Linked DNA regions of Mus musculus: regions 1 and 3 are each linked to region 2. Evidence: chromatin loops called from intact Hi-C (ENCODE). Cell type or tissue: heart. All regions are shown on one strand.

Evidence for each region. Peaks named below come from ENCODE experiments on the same cell type or tissue, not always from the same donor. Only the 100,000 strongest peaks of a DNase experiment are listed, where the experiment ranks them.
Region 1: a loop joins it to region 2, with 2.7 times the contacts of the local background. A loop is called at or near these places in 3 of 42 quality-filtered maps.
Region 3: a loop joins it to region 2, with 3 times the contacts of the local background. A loop is called at or near these places in 7 of 42 quality-filtered maps.

The regions. Positions count from the first base shown.
Region 1 is chr10:62,789,436-62,797,435 of GRCm38, forward strand. It overlaps Ccar1 (cell division cycle and apoptosis regulator 1), which reads right to left and starts at 2,933. Exons shown (of 25, transcript NM_026201.3): 1 at 2,781-2,933; 2 at 1,486-1,607. The coding sequence starts at 1,558. In heart, CTCF peaks have their summits at 2,980, 3,186 and 4,440 (motif pointing left); DNase peaks (open chromatin) are centred at 2,946 and 3,816; H3K4me3 peaks cover 2,548 bases; H3K27ac peaks cover 3,123 bases.
Region 2 is chr10:62,862,273-62,870,272 of GRCm38, forward strand. Tet1 (tet methylcytosine dioxygenase 1) reads right to left here. Exons shown (of 13, transcript NM_001253857.2): 3 at 2,536-2,589. It overlaps Gm51805 (a long non-coding RNA gene), which reads left to right and starts at 3,398. Exons shown (of 3, transcript XR_003949007.1): 1 at 3,398-3,483. In heart, a CTCF peak has its summit at 383 (motif pointing left); DNase peaks (open chromatin) are centred at 3,149 and 4,399; H3K4me3 peaks cover 3,356 bases; H3K27ac peaks cover 3,304 bases.
Region 3 is chr10:62,916,101-62,924,100 of GRCm38, forward strand. Slc25a16 (solute carrier family 25 (mitochondrial carrier, Graves disease autoantigen), member 16) reads left to right here and starts at 4,533. Exons shown (of 9, transcript NM_175194.2): 1 at 4,533-4,781. The coding sequence starts at 4,652. Gm25862 (a small nucleolar RNA gene) reads right to left here and starts at 7,424; the gene lies at 7,296-7,424. In heart, no CTCF peak of the experiment used is centred here; a DNase peak (open chromatin) is centred at 4,521; H3K4me3 peaks cover 1,917 bases; H3K27ac peaks cover 1,816 bases.

The DNA.
Region 1 (8,000 bases), 73 kb before region 2:
TTTCTACATTAAACACAAACAAATGAAACCATAAATGTACCAGTAATCTTACTCAATGGGGGTAAAAGCACCTGCCATACAAGTCTGACAACCTGGGTTCAATCCCCAGAACCCATCGTGAAAGAACCAACTACCAAAAGTTGTCCACTAACCTCCACACACGAATACCTGCTCTGATATACACATCACACACAGAACAATGCTAAGGGCTCAGCCAGGAGGATCACTGGGTAAATGTGCTTGCCATCAAGGCTGGCAAACTCAATTCAATTCACAAGACCTACCCTACATGAACGAAAACAAACGTCTGCCACTTGTCTCTGACTTTAATCCTCTTTCTCCCACCCCCTCTCTCTCAAACTCATACTCCAGAGGAGCATGAAAATGTAATTTTAAAAAATACAAATAATTAGGGGAGAGGCATCTAGATAAGATCTATGTAATCCTGGCTATCATGGAACTCATTATTTAGACCAGGCTGGCCTTAAACTCAGAGATCCTGCCTGTGCCTCCCAAGTGTTAAAATTAAAGGCATGTCGACTATGACCAGGAAAAAAAAGAAAAGAAGAAAGATAAATCAGGTATATTTACTTTAAAATACTTTGGCTTTTTTGTTTTTGCTGTTTAAGTTTTAAAGCAGGTTGGTTTTTTGATTTTTGTTGTTTTGAGAAGTATGCCACCATACCTGGCCTAAAAATGTATCTTCTTAAAACTGAAAACATGGGAAACAAGATATATTCTACTTGAAGCTCAGTACAATTAAATCCCCAGCACCACAAAGGAAGGGAGGAAGCTAGGGAAGGAGGATTCTCTCTAATAAATTAGTGTTCTATAAAACATAATTAAACCAACTTTAATTATGGGCATGGTGGCACACACCTTTAGTCCCAGCATTTGGGAGGCAGAGGCAAGCAGATCTGAGTTCAAGGCCAGCCTGGTCAAAATAGTGAGTTCCATGACAGCCAAGACTACTGGCTACACAGACAAACCTAACTGAAACCCAAAAACCCAGAGGAAAAAAGATAAACTTAAGGCATTTGAAAACTATAAGCTGGGTGTGGTTGCTCATGCCAAAGGACTGCTGCTAATAAAGACTGTATATCAAAGGCCAAACACAAATGGTAAAGTGTAGTGGAAGACTTAAATGGCAAAACCCCTTAGTAAACTAAAAAAAAATTAGACACAAATAACAAAACAAAAACAAAGAGCCGGGCGTGGTGGCACACCCCTTTAATCCCAGCACTTGGGAGGCAGAGGCAGGAGGATTTCTGAGTTCGAGGCCAACCTGGTCTACAAAGTGAGTTCCAGGGCAGCCAGGGCTACACAGAGAAACCCTGTCTTGAAAAACCAAAAAAAAAAAAAAAAAAAAAAGTGTTCAAATTGCTGGATAAGTGGGGTTTTGTTTTTGTTCCTGAGTTAATTTTCAAAAGTATCTTAAAAACTAAAGGGTATATCATTTCCAGTCCAAGGGTTCAGTTGCCTGACCTGGTTGTGAGACCGCAGTGGCTGTAAACTGAGTAGCCCATGGTGGATTCTTCTGTCCTCCAAACTGAGCCATGATGCAAGGGGGGGAAAACTTTCACTTGTTTCCCTTCTATAGCAGATACCTATAAAGGATATAGGAAAAGGCTAGTTTAGAGAAATCATTGATATATTAAAGACACGTTCCAAACAAGAACCAACCGAAGTGTGCAACAGAACATTTGAAATAAAACGCACAACCAGCCTATCAACAGATCACTTGTGCATACTCTATTTAAAAGATATCCTTGGGGCTGACTTAAAGGAACTTCCTTCAGTAACTACAAGGTCATTTCCTAAAAAGGTCTGCCCGAGCTTAGTGGCAAAGCCTTTAATCCCCTCCCAACCCATCCCTCCAGAGGCAGAGTCAGGCGGATCTCTATAAACTCCAGGCCAGCATGATTTATATGACATTACAAACCAGCTAGGGCTAGATACAGAGCCTCTCTCTCTGGGGACAAACGAACTTATAGACGCAGCAAGTACAGCCTGCGTGTTTCTTTGGGCGATGGTCTGAGGTCCTGCAGTGGGGTTAAATCAATAACGGAAACTGCGTCGAGACCCCCCCTCCCCCATAAAGGTATTGGCAGATACCATCTCAATAACGAACATTACTTTAAGGGCTAGGAAGTCACTATGGCCTTTGTCACCCTAGTCTCCACTCCGGGAGTGGGGAGGCAGTTGGGAGGACGCGCGGCTCCAAAAGAACCACTGCGAAGACCCCGGCTCAAAAACCCAAGAGAAAAGGAAAAGATGGGCCTGGCATCCCGGGGTGAGGACACTCATCTTCCTCCCACGCGCCGGCCGTGAAAGATGGAAGGCAGCGCCCCAGGCCGCGGCCACTGGGGCCCGCGGGTCGTCGCAGTCCCCGAGGTCCCCGGGCCGGTCTGAGAGAACCTCCAAGCGCTGGAAACGCTCGCCGCCGCCGCCCGGGGCCGGGTCTCAGCGGCGGGGCAGCGCGGGCCGGAGGACGCACGGCCTCCGGCCTGGCCCGGCCCAGTCGAAGGGGCGCAGGCCGCACCTGAGGGGCCTGGAGCCGCTGCGCTGGGGGCAGGGCGCGGCGCGTGGGGCCTACTCCGACCCGCACAAAAGGGACCGCGTCCCTCGCCCGCCGGCCCCGCGGCGTCCGCCATCACACACCCACCCGCCACCGCCACATCACTCGCTCCCTACCCCTCCGCTGACCGGCTGCCAACGAACGGAAGCAACCCGCCGCGGCCTCCCACCGCGCCACACCAAAACACTGACCAGACCTTCACCTGAGTCTGGCCCGGGTTAACCGAGAAGCCATTTCAAACCCGTCAAGCTCAGGCGCATGCGCAGACTGCTTTCCCCTCCAACCCCCCTGCCTACGCCGCACCGCCTCCCGGTTCCGAGAGGAACGGGCGCGTGCGCGAAAAAAGTTCGGCGTGCGCGCTCCCCGCGAGTGCGTTCACTGGGGAGCGAGAGCGAGCCTCAGCCGGGTTACCTTGACTTCGCTGAACAATGAGCTGGCTGTCGCTCGCCTGCTCTGAGGCCAACGCTGTCCTTCCCTGGGAGAGAGAGGGAGAGCGAGCGGCAGTCACGTGGTCCGGCCGGTGTCGCCGCCGCCATCTTGTGGTCCCTCTATTCTTGTTTGGAACATGTTTGGAAGAATAAGCCTGTAAGAACTTCGTTGTTAGCGGGCAGTGGTGGCGCACGCCTTTAATCCCAGCACTCGAGAGGCAGAGGCAGGCGGATTTCTGAGTTCGAGGCCAGCCTGGTCTACAGAGTGAGTTCCAAAACAGTCAGGGTTATACAGACATATCCTGTCTCGAAGAACAAAAAAAAAAAATTTTTTTTTGTTTACATTCTTTTCATTTTTAGAGGGTTTTGCCTCCATGATTTATGCGCACAGGTGTGGGCTTGGTGCCCCTGGAGCTGAGAAGACGACAGATCCCCCGAAACTAGAGTTCCTGACCGGTGTGAACCACCCCGTGGGTGCTGATAATCAATCCCAGGTCCTGAGAACAGAGATTAGTGCTTTTAACCGCAGTGCCATCTCCTCGGGATTAAGGCTGGAATGTGTAAAAGCGAACAACTGAGTGGATTTTAATACACTGAGTGCAGGCCATCATCACCCCTAGTATTTGAAGACCCTACTGAAAAGAAACAGCTGGAGGATTTGGGGGGCGAGAGGGAGTGGAAAGGTTGGGGGATGGGGGAAGTGCACACCTCTAATCCCAGCGCTCAAGAGGCAGAGGCAGACACAGCCAGGGCAACACAGATAAACCCTGTCTCAAAAAATGAAAGACAGAGCTATTATTAAGTCATTTTCTAATTTTGTCCTACACCTGCTGGTGACATCTAGTCAAATTCTCAACATGAAATAGCTTATGCTAGGAATCCCACATAAGATTAGCTGAGCCAAGCATGATCAGGTGGTGACCTGTAATCTAACACTTGGGAGGGAGGGGAAGGGAGGATCAGGAGTTCAAGGCCAGCCTGGACTGTGTAACACCTTATCTCATCAAACCCAATAGGATAAAATATATAGCTTTTTCTGTGGTTCCTTGTATTTTTTCCCTTAAATTTTATGAACACAGGATCACATAGGTACACGTTCTTTAATATTTTTCAAACCACAAGGGTCCTTTCTCCCACTTAAGTAAAACTTACAGAAGTTGGGTAAAATGTAACTCCTTTGTCCTTACTAATTCTGTCCTGACCTTCAAACTATTAGAATATAGTCATCACACTATAGTAATTTGTAAAAATTCAAAACAGCGTGTGCCAGGTGGCCCAGCAATAAGAGGGACAAAGTGAGAAAACTTAAATCTGAGATACCTTATCAAAAAAAGTTCTGGGGGCTGGAGAAATGGCTCAGCGGTTAAGAGCACTAACTGCTCTTCCAGAGGTCCTGAATTCAATTCCCAGCAACCACATGGTGGCTCACAACCATCGGTAATGGGATCTGATGCCCTCTTCTGGTGTGTCTGAAGACAGCTACAGTGTACTCATAATAAATAAATAAATAAATAAATACTTCTTTTTTTTTTTTTTTAAGTTCTGAAAGAAACCCCAGGCATATGTTTTTGATGTCTGTATTTTGGATTGACATGTCTCTATGACTTCTAGATTAGCTTGGTCTACATTGTAAGGCACAGGACAGCCAGGGCTACATAGTGAAAGAGTGTTTATAAAACACACAAAGCAGAGCAGTGGTGGTACATGCCTTTAATCTCAGCACTTGGGAGACAGAGGTAGGCAGATATTTAAGTTCAAGGCCAGCCTGGTCTACAGAGTGAGTTCCAGAATGGCCAGGGTGAAACAGAAAAATCCTGTCTCAAAAGACCAAAAACAAAAACAAAATAAATAAAACACACGAAACAGAGCTAGAGGGATGGTTCAGCAGTTAGGCCCACTTGATATTCTTTCCTAAACCTTGGAGCTCATCCCACCATCTACATTAGCCCCATACAACTAAACAGAACTCTGAGGCCCTCTCCCGGCCTCCTGGGATACTGCACACATGTGACACAGGCTCACACAAACATATACACAAATTCATACACATGAATAAAAATGAAATTTAAGGGCAAACACTCAGAAGTTAAGAGTACTGTGAGGGGGCTGGTGAGATGGCTCAGTGGGTAAGAGCACCCGACTGCTCTTCCGAAGGTCCAGAGTTCAAATCCCAGCAACCACATGGTGGCTCACAACCATCCGTAGTAACAAGATCTGACTCCCTCTTCTGGAGTGTCTGAAGACAGCTACAGTGTACTTCCATATAATAAATAAATAAATAAATGAATAAATAAATAAGTAAAAAAAAAGAAAAGAGTACTGTGAGGTCTTCCAGAGGATGTGACTTCTAATCACAACACCTACAGGGTGGCTAAAAACTTCAGTAACCCTGTTCTACAGGGTATAGTTGCTTTCTTCTGGTCTCTATGGTTGTCGATTGGTGTGGGTTATGCACACACATACACGCAATAGAAACATCGTTATTCACATAAAACTTCTGAAAAATAGAAAATAAAATATTTTCTAAAGTGAATAAAAAGTCAGACATGGAGACTGCTATATCACCCTCAATTCTAGCACGAGGGAAACAGAAGCCGACTGATCTCTGTGAGTTCGAGGCTAGCATGGTGAACACAGTCAGTGCCAGGAGAGGCAGAGCTACGAAAAGAGGCACTGACTCCAGAATTTCTGTTTTGTTGTCAGGGTTTCTCTGTGTAGCCCTGGCTGTCCTGGAACTTACTCTGTAACCAGGCTTGCCTCCAACTCAGAAATCCACCTGCCTCTGCCAGAATTTCTGTTTTTATGTTTACAATATAAACAAACATACCACCCTTTCCCTTATTTCCTCAGCTGACCTTTGTTTGTTTGTTTGTTTGGTTGGTTGGTTTTGGTTTTTGGTTTTTCAAGACAGGGTTTCTCTGTGTAGCCCTTTGTGTCCTGTAGCTCACTTTGTAGACCAGGCTGGCCTTGAACTCAGAAATCCGCCTGCCTCTGCCTCCCGAGTGCTGGGATTAAAGGGGTGTGCCACCACATGCGGCTCAGCTGACCTTTTCACTTTTACTTTTAAGCTTCTATGAACAATCCTGAGGGAAACCAGATTGTCAGCTTCAAGTTTTCTCTTTTATTTATGAATTGCTTTTAACTGGGCTGGAGAGATGGCTCAGTTGCAGACTGATGTCTCTGCCAGAGGTCCTGAGTTCAATTCCCAGCAACCACATGGTAGCTCACAACCATCTGTAATGGGATCGGATGCCCTCTTCTGGTGTGTCCGAAGAGTGTGACCATGTACATGCATACATTAAAATAAATAAATAAATAAATAAAAATTTTTTTTTAATGAAAGAATTGCTTTTAGCAAAAGATGATTTGACAAAAAAAATTTCTCCTAGTCTTCCACCCCACTCTCTTTCCCCTCTTGGCAGAATATAAGTTGTCTTCTACAGGAGCTGAGCAAACACCCTTATCAGATAATAGACTGCACACAAAGATACTAGACAAAGATATTTTTGGCCATGATTGCCTTTGTTTTATTTTTGGAGACAAAATCCTATTAATAGTTCTGGCATGCCTGATACTTGACTTATAGACAAAGCTAGCTTCAGGCTTGTGACAATCCTGCCTCTGGCTCCAAGTTCTGAGATTGCAGCTACAAGCCACCAGACCCAGCTGTACACACAAATGAAACTTCATTAGTTATCCCCATACTGTCATTAGAGACTGGTAACTATTTTTGTTTGTCATGATATTTTATTACAGAGAGGGAGAGAGACAAAGAGAGAAAGGAGGATGTTCCCTGAGACTGACCCACAGCCTTGAGCATTCTACAGAAACACTGTATTACCCAATCATCTTGAAACATTGTCCTCTTTGTACATTAGAAGCAGGGTCTCACAGAGTTGCCAGGGCTGAACTTGAGTTCCTTTTATAAGAGACAGGCCTTGAATTTGTGTTCCCACTACTTCAGCCTCCTGACTAATTGGGATAGCAGATCTGTACAGCAATGCTCAGTGTTTTGTTTTTGATTTTGTTTTTGACAAGAGGCAGTTTAGGTCAACATGATATCATCATACAGGCCTGACTCTAAATTCATTATTCCTTTGTTATGATGCTATAAAATTCCACTCTATAGCCAAACCTTTGAGTTACTCTTTTTTTTATTTTTATTTTTTATTACAGAACTACAGTAAAGATCCTAAATTAATGGAAGTAAGAGTTTTCCATCCAGCCACGGTAAAATATCCTATACTACCAGGCAGGAAGATTACTGCAAGTTGAAGGTCAGCCTTGGCTACAAAGTAAACAACAGTAAAGGCAGTGTTGCATATTTTTTTCTTCTTTTTTCTCCTCTATAGAAAATTCACACTTTTCTTTGAACTGTTTTCAGGCTCTTTGGGGAATATAGTGTAACACAGGGCACAATTCTGGGTCATATGATAATTCTATATTTATCTTTTGACAAAATGTTCAGCTATTTTTACAGTGGCTGTACTATTTTATATTCCCACAAGAAATGTGCTGCATCCTTGCTGACCTCTCCCCACCCACACCCTGCAACCATTTTTTTTTAAGTTTTATTTATTGGCTTGTTTATTTCTTTGGGTGTGTTTGCATGTGTGCTTACAAGGTCACAAGAGAGTAAAAGTCAGAGGTCAAGCTGGGCGGTGGTGGCACACATCTTTAATCCCAGTACTTGGGAGGCAGAGGCAGAGGATTTCTGAGTTGGAGGCCAGCCTGGTCTACAGAGTGAGTTCCAGGACAGCCAGAGCTATACAGAGAAACCCTGTCTCAAAAAAAACAAAAAAAAAACAACAAAAAACAAACAAACAAACAAAAAGTCAGAGGTCAGCAGTGAGTATCTCTTCTAGTGCAATTGTTTGTTCCATCTCTGTGTAGCCCTGTCTGGGTTGGAACTGCCTTTGTAGATCAAACTGATCTTGAACTCAGAGATCCACCTGCCTCGGCCTCCTGAGTGCTGGGATTAAAAGGGTGTGCAC
Region 2 (8,000 bases):
TGAGAACCTTGTCTTAAAGCACAGAAAATAAGCCGGGTGTGGTGGCTCATGCTCGGGAGGCAGAGGCAGGAGGATTTCTGAGTTTGAGGTCAGCCTGGTCTACAAAGTGAGTTTCAGGACAGCCAGGGCTATACAGAGAAACCTTGTCTCAAAAAACCAAAAAAAAAAAAAAAAAAAAAAAAGGCACAGAAAATACAAAACAAAAAACAAATAACAACAACAAACAGGTTGTTGTGGCACACATCTCTCTAGCACTCAGAGACAGAGGCAGGTGAATCTCTCTGAGCTAGGGCACCTGCTACTCTTTCCTTTGCACATGTCAGGTGACTCATAACCACCTGTAACTGCAGAGCTTGAGATCTGCTGCCCTCTTCTGGTGGCCACGTATACCTGAACTCATTTGCACATACACAGAAATATATAAAAAATTCAAAATACTATTTCCAGCCAGGTGGTGGTGGCACATGCCTTTAGTCTCAGCACTTGGGAGACAGAAGCAGGTGGATCTAAGTTTGAAGCCAGCCTGGTTCAAGGACAGCCAGGGCTACACACAGAGAAACCTTGATTTGAAACTCACCTCTCCACCAAAAAAACATGTTTATTCTAGAAAAATAAATAAATAAATAAATACTTTCATTTCTTGTCAATTCCCTATTCTTTTTGTTGTTGTTGTTTTGTTTTGTTTTTCAAGACAGGGTTTCTCTGTATAGCCCTGGCTGACCTTGAACTCAGAAATCCACCTGCCTCTGCCTCCCCAGTGCTGGGATTAAAGGAATGTGCCACCACGCCCGGCTTCAATTTCATATTCTTCAACAGACACCAAGTACAGAGAGAATTCAGTCCTGCTTGCTGGGACAGAAGAAATTAGGCCACCACAGGGTCACAGTCTACTGCATGAGTCCACAAAGAAACACATGCTGCATTTACTTCTGACAGGCACAGGTGACAGGAGACACATAGACTAACAAAACATAGACTCCCCCCACCCCCACACATACACCCCAACACGGTCTATGATTAGTTCTATACATAATCTGTCTCTTGCATGGGCATTTAAACTTACAGTGTGCATGTGAGCACACCTGTAAACATACCTATCCATTTATGAGCCATTAACAACAGCAAGACTAAATAAAATAGCTTCCTTATGGTTTTAAGACTGGGTATCAAGTAACCCAGGCTAGCCTCAAACTCATTATGTAGCTGAGGCTAGCCCTGAATGCCTAATCCTTCAGCTTCTACCTCCAAAGTGGTAGGATTACAGGCAATATAGGGATTTAAGTCAATGATGGTCTACAGTTGGGAGGTATAAAAGGTATAAAACATAAATTGGTTCATGTATCCTACAAACAATCCCTACCTGATTTGCTCAGGCCTCATGAAAATGCATGCCAACCTGGTCACACTCATTCCACAGAGCCTACAACTCTGCTGACTCTGTGGTCAATTTCTAGTAAGCACTTCTTCTTTGATGACTAAATATTCTTGCCCTTGCTGTGTGCACACAGGAAACAGAAACCTCAAGGTGGTCAGTGAAACCAGCAAGCAAGGCAATGCCTGGCTCTCAGTGCCAGCATTTAAAAGTCACACAACGGGGGTAGCAAATGAAGTCGGCATCTGCCACAGTTCAGCACGCTGGAGGGCTACAACTTTATTTGCAAACACCAAGCTACAATTACACTTAAACCCCTTTACATTAAACACACGGAACAATTCTGTAGACACGTGGTTCTGCTGCTTAATATTCCCTCCATGCTGAAAACAATTGCTAACACCTAGAGTATCTGCAGTGTAGAGCTTGAGATCTGAAAGCTGTGAGCGGTGGGCGAGGCTAAGGCTAGCCTTGAACTTCTAGTGAGGCCATAGGCTTTTAAATTAACTCTTCCATACCATAACAAAACTGCAAACAGATCCCAAGCTAGCAAGCAAATCAGATTGCCGTTGAACCCTCAGCATGCAATCTATACGAAGTACGTAAAACACGCTGATTCCTTAAATCTATGGCAACCAAAATTAACTATAGCATAGTGAGCACTTCACATCAAGCCATTAGCATTTAACTGTAAGGTCTCAATGCATTTGAAGTTGAACTAAAACCTGTAAGGTCATTCCCTCCTCCCCCATTCCCGGGAAAATAATATATCAGGTTTTACAATATAGTATTTTCTAGGTGTTTAAAAAATTTTTTTTAAATCACAATGAATCATAGCTGTCAACTTCTCTACCATGGGACTAATGTGCCACAGATGCAGGTGGCACAAAGGGGGCTGGAGAGGAGAAGGGATTATTCAACACTTTGCATATAAACTTTTCCTTCTCTGCAACATTTATAAGCTGCAAATGAAGGATGCTAATGTGGACCATAAGGGGGAGGGGAGGAGGGCAACTCTGGCTGAGTGAAAATTCATGTAAGCCCTGACAACCTGGGAGAATCCAAATCCCCTATACTGTAAATTCACCCTCAGATGACAGAAAAATACTCTATACTGTATAAAATGGAAAAACACAAATAGCATTTAATCAAGAGCTGATTACCTTTAAAACTTTGGGCTTCTTTTCCCTCTGGGGCCTCTTGTTTTCTTTTGTAACCTAAAATTAAAAAAAAAAAAAAAAGTAAAATTGAAATGTGAGCCTCCATTTATATACATATATAATAATAATAACTATTATTATTATTATTATTATTATTATATAGATCAGCTGCCACCCTTCTCCCCCTCCCGCCCGCCAAAAATTTTGCTACTTCTCTGTAAAAAACTACTTATATCATTTAATACCATCAACATGTTGGTCAGTCAGACCCTGAAGAGCTTATGCAAAATGTATACTTTAAAAGTCACTGGAAAGAAAAACAGCCAACAACCTTGCATAAATAAAGATGGAGGGAAATGCCCCCTTTCCCCCTAAAAGTCTGTCTTAATTAGCTTCTGCATTCTTCACGGCGAAGCCCACGAGGTAGCCATCTTGCCTGCTTCTGCAGAGGAAGCCTCCACAGAGAGCAGCTCTGCAAACTGCTTTTGGTATCATTATCATGGTGTTTCAAGGCAGCCCTGGCCTGCCAGCACTGTAGACGTGCTGGGCATGCCTTTTGCAAAAACAGCCCCACAAAGAGTGCAGCCAATGGCAAGGCAGAGCTTAGAGACTCCAAAGTGATCTTCGCAGCCTAGCACTATCCCAGACAAAGGATCTCCTGTGAGGCTGGGCTCTCACCACAGGACACAGGCAGCCACAAGCTGCGACATGGAGTTCTCTGCAGAGGATCTGGTCGCCGCCACCGAAATCACAGGAGGCTTCTGCAAAAGACAATGTTCTCAAATCCCCCAGGTCGCCACCATCGGATCGATGGAGGAGTCTCCCTTAGCAGGAACCTCTGGGTGGCACCAGGGCAGGTCGGCGCAGGGAGGGGCGCGCTACTCTGTATCACCGGGCAGGAGATAGCCCCTGAGCCAAAGGGGGCATCGGGGCTCACAGCAACCCTGGAAGGTATTGTGCATTTTGACTTTATAAGGCAAGGCTAAATATTGGCGATATTGAAGGCAGGGAGGTTAAGTAAGGACAGCGCAGGCTCAGCTGTTGGGCTGCGTGTCTCATTCCTGGGAACCACACCTCGGTGCAGCCGGCGCTTGGCCTAAAAACAGCGATTTGATTTCTGTCAATAAATGTCCAACGATAAAGTCGGACTGAAAAATGACAATCAGCCACTTAGAAGCGAAAAAGGACAGGATGTGGACAGGAGAGGGGGTGGAGTTTTCAGAATACACTCATACATACACTCTCTCGGTGACTACAGATATGGAAGACTGTATATGTATGTAAGCTGTTGATGACCTTCAGTGCCCAGAGAAACCGGCCTTACCAGAAGGCAGACTCCAACCTGAATCTGGGGGGGGGGGGGTCCTGTCTCCTCTCCTCCCAAGATCATCACCTGCAGCCAAGCCTCTCTTCTCAAGCCTCCGACTGGGTTCCCAGGTTGAGGCTTCTTGCACACCGGCTTAGTGGTCAACCAGCCACTTCCCCAGGAGCTGAACCCGAGCCCGGGATTGAACATCCGAGCCCGCTCACTAGCTCCATCACTTACACACACACACACACACACACACACACACACACACACACACCTGAACTGCACCCATACTCAGTGAGTGGTAGACTTAGGGAGCTGGCACCACATGACACCTGCCAGACTCCAGGAAAGGCAGGACCAAGAGCAGCCTTCCTCCTGTTAGCTCCCTTGCAGTCTGCTGTAACAGCGGCAAAGGCTCTAGTGGCCGAGGACCAGAGTAGCTGTGGCAAGCAGGGCTGGCCCAAGGTCACTGCCAAAAAGCTGTACAGAGACTGATCACAGCCCCATCACAGTCACCTTGACAGCTGCACAATTCTCAGGAAGCAAGCCCCAGCTCCTGCCTCCTGGGGCCAAAGTTTCTGCAGTACATTTGCAGGATTGGCAGGATTGCCTGGCTGCGAGGCCAGAAATGGGTTTTCCACTGGCAGTTGGATTCAGAACAGATTCCCACAACCAGAACTCAGAATAGAGCGAGGGCCGGAAGGCCTGTGTTCCATCACCCTCCCGTCTGAGGCTTGTAGGCTGCCACGAAGGCCCGCTTTCATGTCCAGCATTTGTTTCCCCGTTAATTTCGTTATTTACTAGTACTTCCACTTGCACCTAGGTACTCTTCTTGCACGCTAAGCAAGTGCTCTACTAATGAACTACATAATCCCCTGTTCCCAGATTTCTCTTTACACCATCCTCCAGACTGCCCTGCCCTGTACAAATTTTTAACTAATTCACAGATGAGCGCAGGGGACAGATGGGACAGGACAGGAGTACTGAAGCTAGGCAGGTGAGAGTTGACTAACTACTACTCTGGAGGCTGAGGCAGGAGAATCAGGTAGAGTGAGACCCTGCCTTCAAATGACCACACAACAAACAAAACCATGTCCATGCTTGCGATTGCAGCACCCAAGGGAGACTCGGGCAGGGGGACCGCAATGAGTGCAAGGCCAGCCTTGGACACATAGCAAGTACCAGGTTAGCCATAGCTGTATAGAGCAAGAGTCTATCTCAGAAAAAAGAAAAAGAAAAGACAAATAAAGGTGCACTGATCCCAATAGCTGTATGGAATTCATCTTTTTGTTAATATTTGTTAAATATTTTGTTAAATATCCATACCAAAGCCAAGGGAATCTGACCTAACCATGACAGCAGTGCAATACAGCAAACACTGAGAACTGCTGTGGACTCAGCGTGTGGCACACAGCTTAACCCCAGCACTCAGGAGACAGAGGCAGACAGATCCAAGAGAGTTCGAGGCCAGCCTGGTCTACACATGGAGTTCCAGGACAGGGAGAGCTACATAGTGAGACCCTGTCTGAGAGGTTGGGAGGGGTTGGCTCTGTGGGGAACCAAATCGACCAAGAAATAGCTGAAAACGCATGGCCATGTCTGTCTGGGTCGCGTCTGTTCAGGGTGGAGAACAGGTGCACGGGTGGACCACACTTAGCCATCATCCAGCTGATGTCAACTTTGAAGAACATCCCCATTCCTTTTTCTATCATCATCATCATTTTGCCTGGCTGTGTTTGTGTTGGTACACTCTGCACAGCATATGGAGTTCAAGGAGAATTAGTTTGGGGAGTTAACTGTCTCCCACAATTAGAGTCCCAGGTATCAAATCTAGGTCAGGATGAAGCCTTTCTTAACCCTCTGTGCCACCTCAAGGATCTGCCAGAGCATCTTGCCAGGGACCATGCCAGGGTACACTCCCATCAGCCAGTCACTCACTCAGGGCACCCCTCTCCCCGACCCCTTATTTGAGTTCCACACCTTTCTCCCAGAGATTGTGCCTCCTCCCTTAGATATATGCACACACTTGCAGAAAGCAGTATCTTTCCCATTGATTGCTCAATATTTAGTTAGGTTGCCACTACAGGTAACATATAATTATGTTAGGATTATACATTTTAAATCAATGCATTACCTGTAACAGCCACAAAATAAATCATGCTCAGAGAGTGGGGATGCTCTGTGAGATACGTGCGAACCCACTCACTACACTTGGTGACTTCAGGGGATGTGGAAGCACACACTAGTCTGCAAAATTAATAACTAAATAAATGCGGAGCTCATCCCAGCCAGATGAGTTGTTAATGTAAGAGCTACACTGACAGGCTGTATCAAACCACTGGGATAGAATGAGGGTGCACAGAGGCTCGCAGTTAGGGAGTCTTTTCCCATTCCAATCTGTTCCAGTGTCCACATTCTGAAAAGGTGACAGGCTCAGTACAGAACTTAGATAAAATTGGACTTTTAATGGGACAGATCAGAAATTAATAGAAGGTACAAGAGGCCAAAGGTTCCAGAGGCCAGAAAGAGGGCTCAGTGTATTCGGATCCAGTACATGCATACAGGCGTGCACATATTTAATTTTATGTATGAGCCCTCAATCTGCATGTAAACCTGAATGCCAGAAGAGGGCATCAGATCCCACTGTTGTGAGCCACCATGCTAGGAATTGAACTCAGGACCTCTGGAAGAGCAGCCAGTGAGCCAGTGAACCCCTGAGCCATCTCTCCAGTCCTGCACATGCCCATATTTAAAAATAAATCAGCCAGGAGGCAGAGGCAGGTGGATCTGAGTTCTAGGCCAGCCTGGTCTACAGAGTGAGTTCCAGAATAGCCAGGGCTACACAGAGAAACCCTGTCTCAGAAATAAAAAACAAAAAGAAAAATTGCAGTTTTTGTGAGGCAAATTATGATAGCTCACGCATTTAATTCCATGATTTGAGAGGCAGATGGATCTCACAGTTTGAGGCCACAACCTGGTCAATTGTCAGCAAGTTCCAGGATAGCCACAGCCACAGCATGACCTTGTCTCAACATGCCCACCCCACCCCCAACCCCCCCAAAAAAAGAGTGACAGCTGTTTCCCAGGGAGTGGAAAGGAGTGTTAGAGAAGAAGTAGAGAGATAAGCCTGGAATTAGCTCAGGCATTTATTCTCCACATTCAGGAGGTTAGAGGGTCCATCCTTTGCCACATAGTGAGAACATGGGCTAACCTAGGTTAAATGAGACCTTGTCTCTAAAGAGTCCATAATATATAATATATACGTACTATACATATTATATATATACACATATACATATGTATATATAAATGAAAAATTGATTGAGCCTCTATCATGGAATACCTCCTTTGGCAGGTCTAGAAATGCTATGCTATATGGTAGGGTTCTAAAAACTTATTATTCAGGCCAGCCTGGTCTACAAAGTGAGTTCCAGGACAGCCAGGACTATATACAGAGAGAGTTTCACACTATGATCACCAAATTCAACCAACATCTATATGGTACCCACATATACCAGGCACAATACAGAGAGGAATGAGGGAGAAAAGACCCCTAGCCCCACAAACTAGCCACCAAAGTGATGCATTCATGTGAAATTCTAATTTCACATGATAATTCTGGATGAAAAAGATACAACAAAAACAACCATGGGGGGTGGGCAGCTAGAAAAAATAAAGTTAATTAAAATTGAAAAAGCAGCCATGAGGTGGTAGCATAGGCCTTTAATCCCAGGACTTGGGAGGCAGAAGCAGATGGGATTTAAGGCTAGCCTGAGCTACAGAACAAGTTTCAGAACAACCAGGTCTACACAGAAAAACCCCATCTTGAAAAAGACAACAACAACAACAACAATAATAGGACAAGGTGAAACTTGTCTCTAATGAGCCATATGTTCTCTGTGTCACCCAGGGTGGATTTGAAGTCATGAGCTTAAATGGTTCTGCCACCAATCCTCCTGGGTACTAAGATTACAATCATGTCACGTTTGGGAATGAAAACATTTCAAAAGAAGGGCAAAAGATCACCACAGCACAGGATAAGAAGTGACACCATAATTGTCATGTGACCCGAAATGTGAAACAAAATTATAGTGAAAGCTGGGCCGGGGGAACCCCTGGAGACAGCTAGCTGTTCAGGAAGCGCTCAGGCCCAGGC
Region 3 (8,000 bases), 54 kb after region 2:
AGCATAAAACCAAAAGCCTGGGCATGGTGCCCCATAACTCAAATCCTAGCATTTGGGAGGCCTAGGCAGATCTATCAAGTGAGGCTTGTTTTAAAACAAAAACAAACAAACAGGAAGACAAAAACCTAAAGAAGGCCTTCTAGTCATTGTCATGTTTGTGGTCTATATTTATTGAAATATTGTTCAATATGGCCAGATGGTGGTGGCACACGCCTCTAATCCCAGCACTTGGGAGGCAGAGGCAGGCGGATTTCTGAGTTCGAGGCCAGCCTGGTCTACAGAGTGAGTTCCAGGGCAGCCAGGGCTACACAGAGAAACCCTGTCTCGAAAAAACCAAAAAAAAAGAAAAAAAAGAAACAGATAAAAATGTTTCAGCCAGCCATGTGGTTTTTATTGTAGCTGGAGCTATAGCTCAGTTGATAAAGTGCTTGCCTGGCCTGTGTGAAGGCATGGACTCCATTTCCAGCATTGTATAAAATGGGATACGAGGACACATTCCAGCACCTGGGAGACACAGTTGGCCTCTTTGAGTATGAGGTTCCACTGGTCCTCATAGATTGCTCCAGGCCTGCCAGGACTACATAGCAAGACCCTGTCTCAAAAATAAAATACAGGGGCTGGTGAGATGGCTCAGTGGGTAAGAGCACCCGACTGTTCTTCCGAAGGTCCAGAGTTCAAATCCCAGCAACCACATGGTGGCTCACAACCATCTGTAACAAGATCTGACGCCCTCTTCTGGAGTGTCTGAAGACAGCTACAGTGTACTTACATATAATAAATAGATAAATCTTTAAAAAATAAAATAAAATAAAATACAGGCTGGAGAGATGGCTCAGTGGTACTTACATATAATAAATAAGTATTATATGTAAGTACACTGAGTACTTATATATAATAAATAAATAAATCTTTAAAAAATATACAGGGGGCTGGAGAGATGGCTCAGTGGTTAAGAGCACTGACCACTCTTCTAGATGTTGTGAGTTCAAATCCTAGCAACCACATGGTGGCTCACAGCCATCTGTAATGGGATCTGATGCCCTCTTCTGGTGTCTGTGTACTGCATATGTGTTTGATTCCCAAGGAAGTCAGAAGAATAAATCACATTTACTGGAACTATAGTTACAGATGCTTATGAACCATCATGTGGGTGCTGAGCACTAAGCTCCAATTCTCTGCAAGAACAGTAATTGCTCTTAACTGCTGAGCCATGCCTTCGGCACCCCCACCCTTTTTAAAGATTTATTTATTTTATATATGTGAGTATACTGTCAATGTCTTCACTCAGGACCTTTGGAAGAATAGTCAGTGCTCTTAACTGCTAAGCCGTCTCTCCAGCCCACCTTAAGCATCTTTAAATGTTTTTTTTTTTTTTTTTTTTTTTTTTTGCTGGTCAGTAGTAGTGTATGTTATCTTTAATCCCAGGACTTGGGAGGCAGAGGCAGGCGGATTTCTGAGTTTGAGGCCAGCCTGGTCTACAAAGTGAGTTCCAGGACAGCCAGGGCTACACAGAGAAACCCTGTCTTGAAATCTTGAAAACCAAAAAAAAAAGAAAAAAGAAAAGAAAAGAGAAGAAAAGAACGAGTGTGTTCTCTCGGAGAGATGGCTCAGTGGTTAAGAGCACTGACTGCTCTTCCAGAGGTCCTGAGTTCAATTCCCAGTAACTACATGGTGGCTCACAACAAATCTATGATGTAATCTGGTGCCCTCTTTTGGCATGCAGGTATAGATGCAGATAGAGCATTCATACACAATAAATACATCTTTAAAAAAATTAAAAGTTTACATTATTGTGGGGCACCCTGCAGCAAGTTTATGGCTAACCTGGGCTCCATGAGAATCTGTATCAGAAGAAAAGGAAATTGGTCAGCAAACTGCTGTACAATACTGGAGAGTCACAGGTAAGGGAACCAGAAACTTAAGCAAAACAGACTGGACTATCTTTTCTTTTTTCTTTTATCTATCTATCTATCTATCTATCTATCTATCTATCTATCTATTTTTTTTAAAGATTTATTTATTTATTATATGTAAGTACACTGTAGCTGTCTTCAGACACACCAGAAGAGGGAGTCAGATCTCATTAGGGATGGTTGTGAGCCACCATGTGGTTGCTGGGATTTGAACTCAGGACCTTCAGAAGAACAGTCGGGTGCTCTTACCTGCTGAGCCATCTCACCAGCCCCTATCTATCTATTTTTGGACTATCTTTTCTTTACTGAAATAGTTATGGTTCAAGCAGGTGGGAGGCAGAGGCAGGCATGGTCTACAGAGTGAGTTCTAAAACAGCTAGGGCTACACAGAAAAACAGAATTTTTTTTTTTTTTTTTTTTTTTTTTTTTGCTTAGGATGGGTCTCCTTCTCATGTAGCCCAGGAGTGCACAGCACCACATCCAGTTACTTTGGTGCTGAAGGTCCTATTAGAACGTGTTGCAGTCTATGTAACGTAGTTACATCCTCAAGCCCTTAATCTTATTCTTCTAACAGGTTTCACTCTGTAGCTCAGGGTGGCTTTGACAGAACCATGTAGGGCAGGTTGGCTTCACACTCTTGGCATTTTTCTTGCCCCAGCCTTTCCAATGTTGTCTTTACAAGTATGAGCCACGATGCCAAGCTATTTTACATCTTTAGGATCAGCAAGTCGGCACAGTGGGGCAAGGGTACTTTCTAGTACACCTAAAGGCCTGAGTTCCAGCCACAAGAGACACATGTAGTGAGGAGAAAAACACCTGACTCCAGAAGCTGTTCTGTGACCTCCACACATGTGTTCCCCCAACCACAACATGAATGAATTAATGCCTTAGCTGTTGTGTCAAAAACAGACAGTAGAGAGCAAGAGAAAGCAGGGAGACTGACTGGTCTGTGGTCTTTCTAGTGTATGGACAGAACACAATGTTCCCATTTGTGGCAGGGTGAAAGCTGAATGAACAGTATACTTAGGAGAGAAGATGGGGAGTTTAAATGCCTGTAACCTAGATGTCAGATACAAATGCCTAGCATTTGATAAGCTCTGAGGTCAATGGATCCCTAGTTTGTTTTTTTTTTCTCTCCCCCGACACCCGTCTCACACACAGAGAGAACAACCGAGACAGAGAGAGAGAGATACAGAGGAAGGGGGGAAGAGAGACACAGATAAAGATCACCCCAGGAGTGGTGGTGAAATCCTCCTGTACTCTTAGCACATGCAGGGTTGAGGCAGAAGTATCTCAGGCTAGAGACCAGGCTGGGCCATATTTAGTATTTAGTCCTAGGTCACAGATGTGAGGGTGATGCAGTTGCACCATCTGTCACTCCACTGATTACCAAGTTGACCTGCTGTCTTTTTATTTATTTATTTATTTATTTTTGTTTTTCGAGACAGGGTTTCTCTGTGTAGCCCTGGATGTCCTGGAACTCACTCTGTAGACCAGGCTGGCCTCGAACTCAGAAATTCGCCTGCCTCTGCCTCCCAAGTGCTGGGATTAAAGGCGTGGACCACCACGCCTGGCGACCTGCTTGTCTATGTGAGTGTCTCCTCCCCTCTTCCCACTCCATGTACATGGCTTCCAGAACTACATGCCTGTTTGGACAAAGATGACCTTCCCCTAAGAGAGAAGGACACCATCTTTGATAAAGGGTGTGGGAATAGATGTGTCACCCTGCTAGAATCTCCAAACAAGCCAAGCCTCCATAGCCGGTCCCGAGAAAGGCAGGGAGAGAGGAAGAAAAAGAAAAGAAGGAGAAATAAAAGAGAAAGAGTTTGTGAAGACAGCAGGTTAAAGAATTTATCGTGTGTGAGATCAGAAGATGGGAGTGGATCAGAAAGACAGGGAAGGCTGAGCTGCTTGTGTTAATGCCAGAGGCACCATACACACCACACACACACACACACACACACACACACACACACACACGCGCGCGCGCGCGCGCGAATCAAACCCAGGTATTCTACAAGAACAAGAGTGCTTTTAACCGCTGAGCCATCTCTATGGCTCTCAACATTTATTATAGTGTGTGCGCGTGTGGGCGCGCGTGCTGCCAAGTTGCATGTATGGAGGTCTAAGAATAATTTGTGGGAATCGACTGTCTCCTTCAACTAGGCCGGGTCTGGAGACAACTCAGGTCGGCCAGCCTAGTGACAAGTGCCTTCAGCCGTTGAGCCAGCTAGCTTGTCTAGCATTTTCTTTTGACACAGTATCTTTCTCTCTGCAGCCTGGGCTAGTCGGGAACTCACTAAGTTACCCATGCTGGTCTTGGTCTGGAGGTGATGCCCCTGCTTCAGAGTCCTGAGTGCTGGGATGACAGGCATGAGCTTCACTACATAGCTCAAGCGGGTCTTGATCTCCATGGTCAGGAGTCATCAGGTTCGCTCGTGCTGAGACTGCAAGCCTGAATTTACTGGTCTGGCTCAAGAGGCTCGCAAACCTTCAGCAGGAAACCCGGGACCCTGAGTGTCGCAGACCCCCTGGGTGACGCCCACTTCCGCCTTGCTCTCTTGGACGGGTCCCAGCGGCGGCTGCGTGCGTCATCATTCCTCGCCGCCGCGCGCCATGGGCATCATCTGGCCCCGCCCGCGCGGCGGCTGGGCTCCTGTCAGAGCCGGCTCCAGCCATGGTGCTGCCCAGTGTTTTGTAAGTTGGCAGCGGAGGCTCGGGACGTGGCGCAGGTCCCGATGGCGGCCCTGGTGGCTGCGGCGGCCCTGGCGGCGGCCGAGCCTGCACCCGCGGTGCCGCAGGCGGCTGGGAGCGGGGGCCCGACCTCACGCCGAGACTTCTACTGGCTGCGTTCCTTCTTGGCCGGAGGTCAGTATCCGCCGCCCGGACCCCGGGGCTGGGTGTTGAAGCCGGTCCGCGGGCCGATCAGACAGTCCCGAGCTTCTCCTGCTGCAGCACCCAGCCGGGCCTTCACGTCAGCCCCTGCAGCCGGGGCTAATCCCTCCGCTGAACCAAGCACCTATTTCTTAAGGTTGAAAACAGGATCCTTTAGGTGGGACATGGTGGGGACCACCCCTTTCTGTTACAAACAACACGTGTGACAGTGTAGGATTGGGTTTTGCTGTTTGCTTGAAAGGAAAATAAGTTTTGGAGGTGGAGGCCAGCTTGGGCTCGCGTCCCCTTCGCGTGAGTGTGCGCGCGCGTGCGGATAATGATTTGAGAATATTTAATGTATTCCCCCCCGCCCCCCCACCTCAAGAGCCTTATGTAGTTGACGCTGGCTTTGAACTCCCGATTCTCCTGCCTCTGCATCCCAAGTGCTGGAATTACAGGCACATGTCGCACAGTCCGTCTCTAGAGGCTAACTTTGAAAAATAGACTAGGATATGAGCTGGACATGGTGGAATGTGCCTTAAATCGCAGCACCAGGCAGATGCAAAGGTCGGCAGATCTTGAGTTTGAGGTCAACCAGGTCTTCATAGCAAGTTCTGGGCAAGCAAGGAATACAAAGTGATACCCTGTCTCAAAAACAAAATAAAATGACTAAGGATATTGTGCAAAATTGCCTACAACCGCCCAGCGGTGGTGGTGGTGCACGCCTTTAATCCCAGCACTTGGGAGGCAAGCAGATTTCTGAGTTCGAGGCCAGCCTGGTCTGAGTGAGTTCAGGACAGCCAGGGCTACACAGAGAAACCCTGTCTCGAAAAAAAAAAAAAAATCAAAAAACAAAAACCAAACAGTTGGAGAAGCAGGCCCGCAGACCTTGTCATGCGATAGAAGATAGATGGAGGTGATAGCAAAGATCCCTGGCTTTGTTGTTTTGGTTAATCTTGTAGATAGATGATGGTAAACTGATGGACAAAAGTGGGAGGGGCTTGAGAAGAACAACAAATCTGTAGTCCATGCTGTAGACCAGTCTGGTCTATAGAGTGAGTTCCTGGACAGCCAGGGCTACACAAAGAAACCCTGTCTCGGAAAATCAAAAAACAAAAAAAGAAAACTGCCTACAACCAAAACTGGTTCCAGGAATCGTGGTAAACAAGCTTGTAACTGCTTGAAAAGAAGCACTGTGCTTTGTGCTTACTCTACCAGATGGCTTGCATGTGCCAGGGTTCCTCTCCCTTTCAGTAAGCAGGTGTTTGTAAGTTTGTATCTCTTAACCTCTCCCTCCCCACAATGATTGATTATTTGAGTTGTCATCAGGTAATTATTTATGTGGTTTTTCTTTTCTTTTTTTTTTTTTTTTCCCAGACAGGGTTTTTCTGTGTAGCCTTGGCTGTTCTGGAACTCACTTTGTAGACTAGACTGGCCTCGAACTCAGAAATCCGCCTGCCTCTGCCTCCCGAGTGCTGGGATTAAAGGCATGCGCCACCACACCCGGCTCAGTTAATTATTTATGACTGGCAATAAAAAAAATACACATCATGAGGTCTTATGGAAAGATAGGGTCATAGCTTGCAGCTGTTTTGGGAATGTAATTATTTTCTTCTCAGATTAAAAAGACATTTGTTACTTAGTCCTAGCACTCGGGAGGCAGAGGCAGGCAGAATTAGCTCCAGGCCAGTCTGGTCTACAGCATGAGTTCCAGGATGGCCAGAGCTACACAGAGAAATTCTGTCTTGAAAAACCAATGTGTACACAATGTGTGTGTGAGTGTGTGTGTGTGTGTATATATACACTGGCCATGATGGGAGTCTTTTGAACCTCAAAGCCTACTCCTAGTGACCTACCTTCTCCAACAAGGCCACACCTCCCAATCCTTTACAACATTTCCACCAGCCAGGGACCAGTATTTATTTGTTTATTTAATTTTATTTTTTGGTTTTTCCTGCCTCTGCCTCCCAAGTTCTGAGATTAAAGGCATGCGCCACCACTGCCCGGCACAGGGACTGAGTATTTAAGAATATGAGACTTTGGGAACTATGATGGTTTGTGTATGCTCAGACCAAGGAGTGGCACTATTAGGTGTGGCCATGTTGGAGTACTTGTGGTGGCCTTGTTGGAGTAGATGTGTCACTGTGGGCATGGACTATATATAAGACCCTCATCCTAGCTGCCTGGAAATCAGTATTCTCCTCGCAGCCTTCAGATGAAGATGTAGAACACTCAGTTCCTCCTACACCATGCTGACATGTTCCCACCTTGATGATAATGGACTGAACCTCTGAACCTATAAGCAGCCCCAATTAAATATTGTTCTTGGAGTTGCTTTGGTCATGGTGTCTGTTTACAGCAGTAAATCCAAGATAGGGGCCATTCTCATTCAAACCTCTACATGAACCCTTCCCATACTGCCCTGGCTTCCCAGAGGTACTTTGAATATTTTTTTGGATCTTAGGTTGGGGTCAGCATTGAGATCAGAGATACCAGTATCCATCAGAAAACTATTTTGAAGGCCTCTAAGAGGAACCGAGACGTACAACAGATTGCTTACACTGCCAAGGATTTTGTTCTTGGCAGCCATTGCATCACCAGATCCCCAGGAAGAAGGAACCCTATCTCAAAAGACAAAAAACAAAAAACAAAAAACAAAAACAAAACAAAAAAAATTTTTTTTAATCTGCAGAAGAAAATAATTATACTCCCAATAAGATGGCCTCAAGCTCAGAGATCTGCTTGCCTCTGACTCCCGAGTGCTGAGATTAAAAATGTGTGCCACTATGTCTGACTAGAGTTTGTTAAGACAGAATCTCATATATGGTAGGGTGGCCTCCAACTTAGTATTTAGCTGAAAGTGACTGAATTCCTCAGACCCCCGCCTCTGCTTTCCTAGGGCCACGTCTCAGACAATCTTGGCACAGTGTCTCAGATGTGTCCACCACACCCTGCGATGCTGCTCCTCCTCCTCCTGCTGCTGCTCCTTTTTCCTTTTTTTTTTTTTAAGATTTATTTATTTATTTATCTTATGTATTTGAGTACAATGTGGCTGTACAGATGGTTGTGAGCCATCATGCTGTTGCTGGGAATTCAACTCAGGACCTTTGGAAGAGCAGTCAGTCCTTTTAATCGCTGAGCCATCTCTCCAGCCCTCCTCTTTCCTTTTTAAAAAAATAATTGCTTCCTTAGTTATTATGTGCGTTTTCTCTG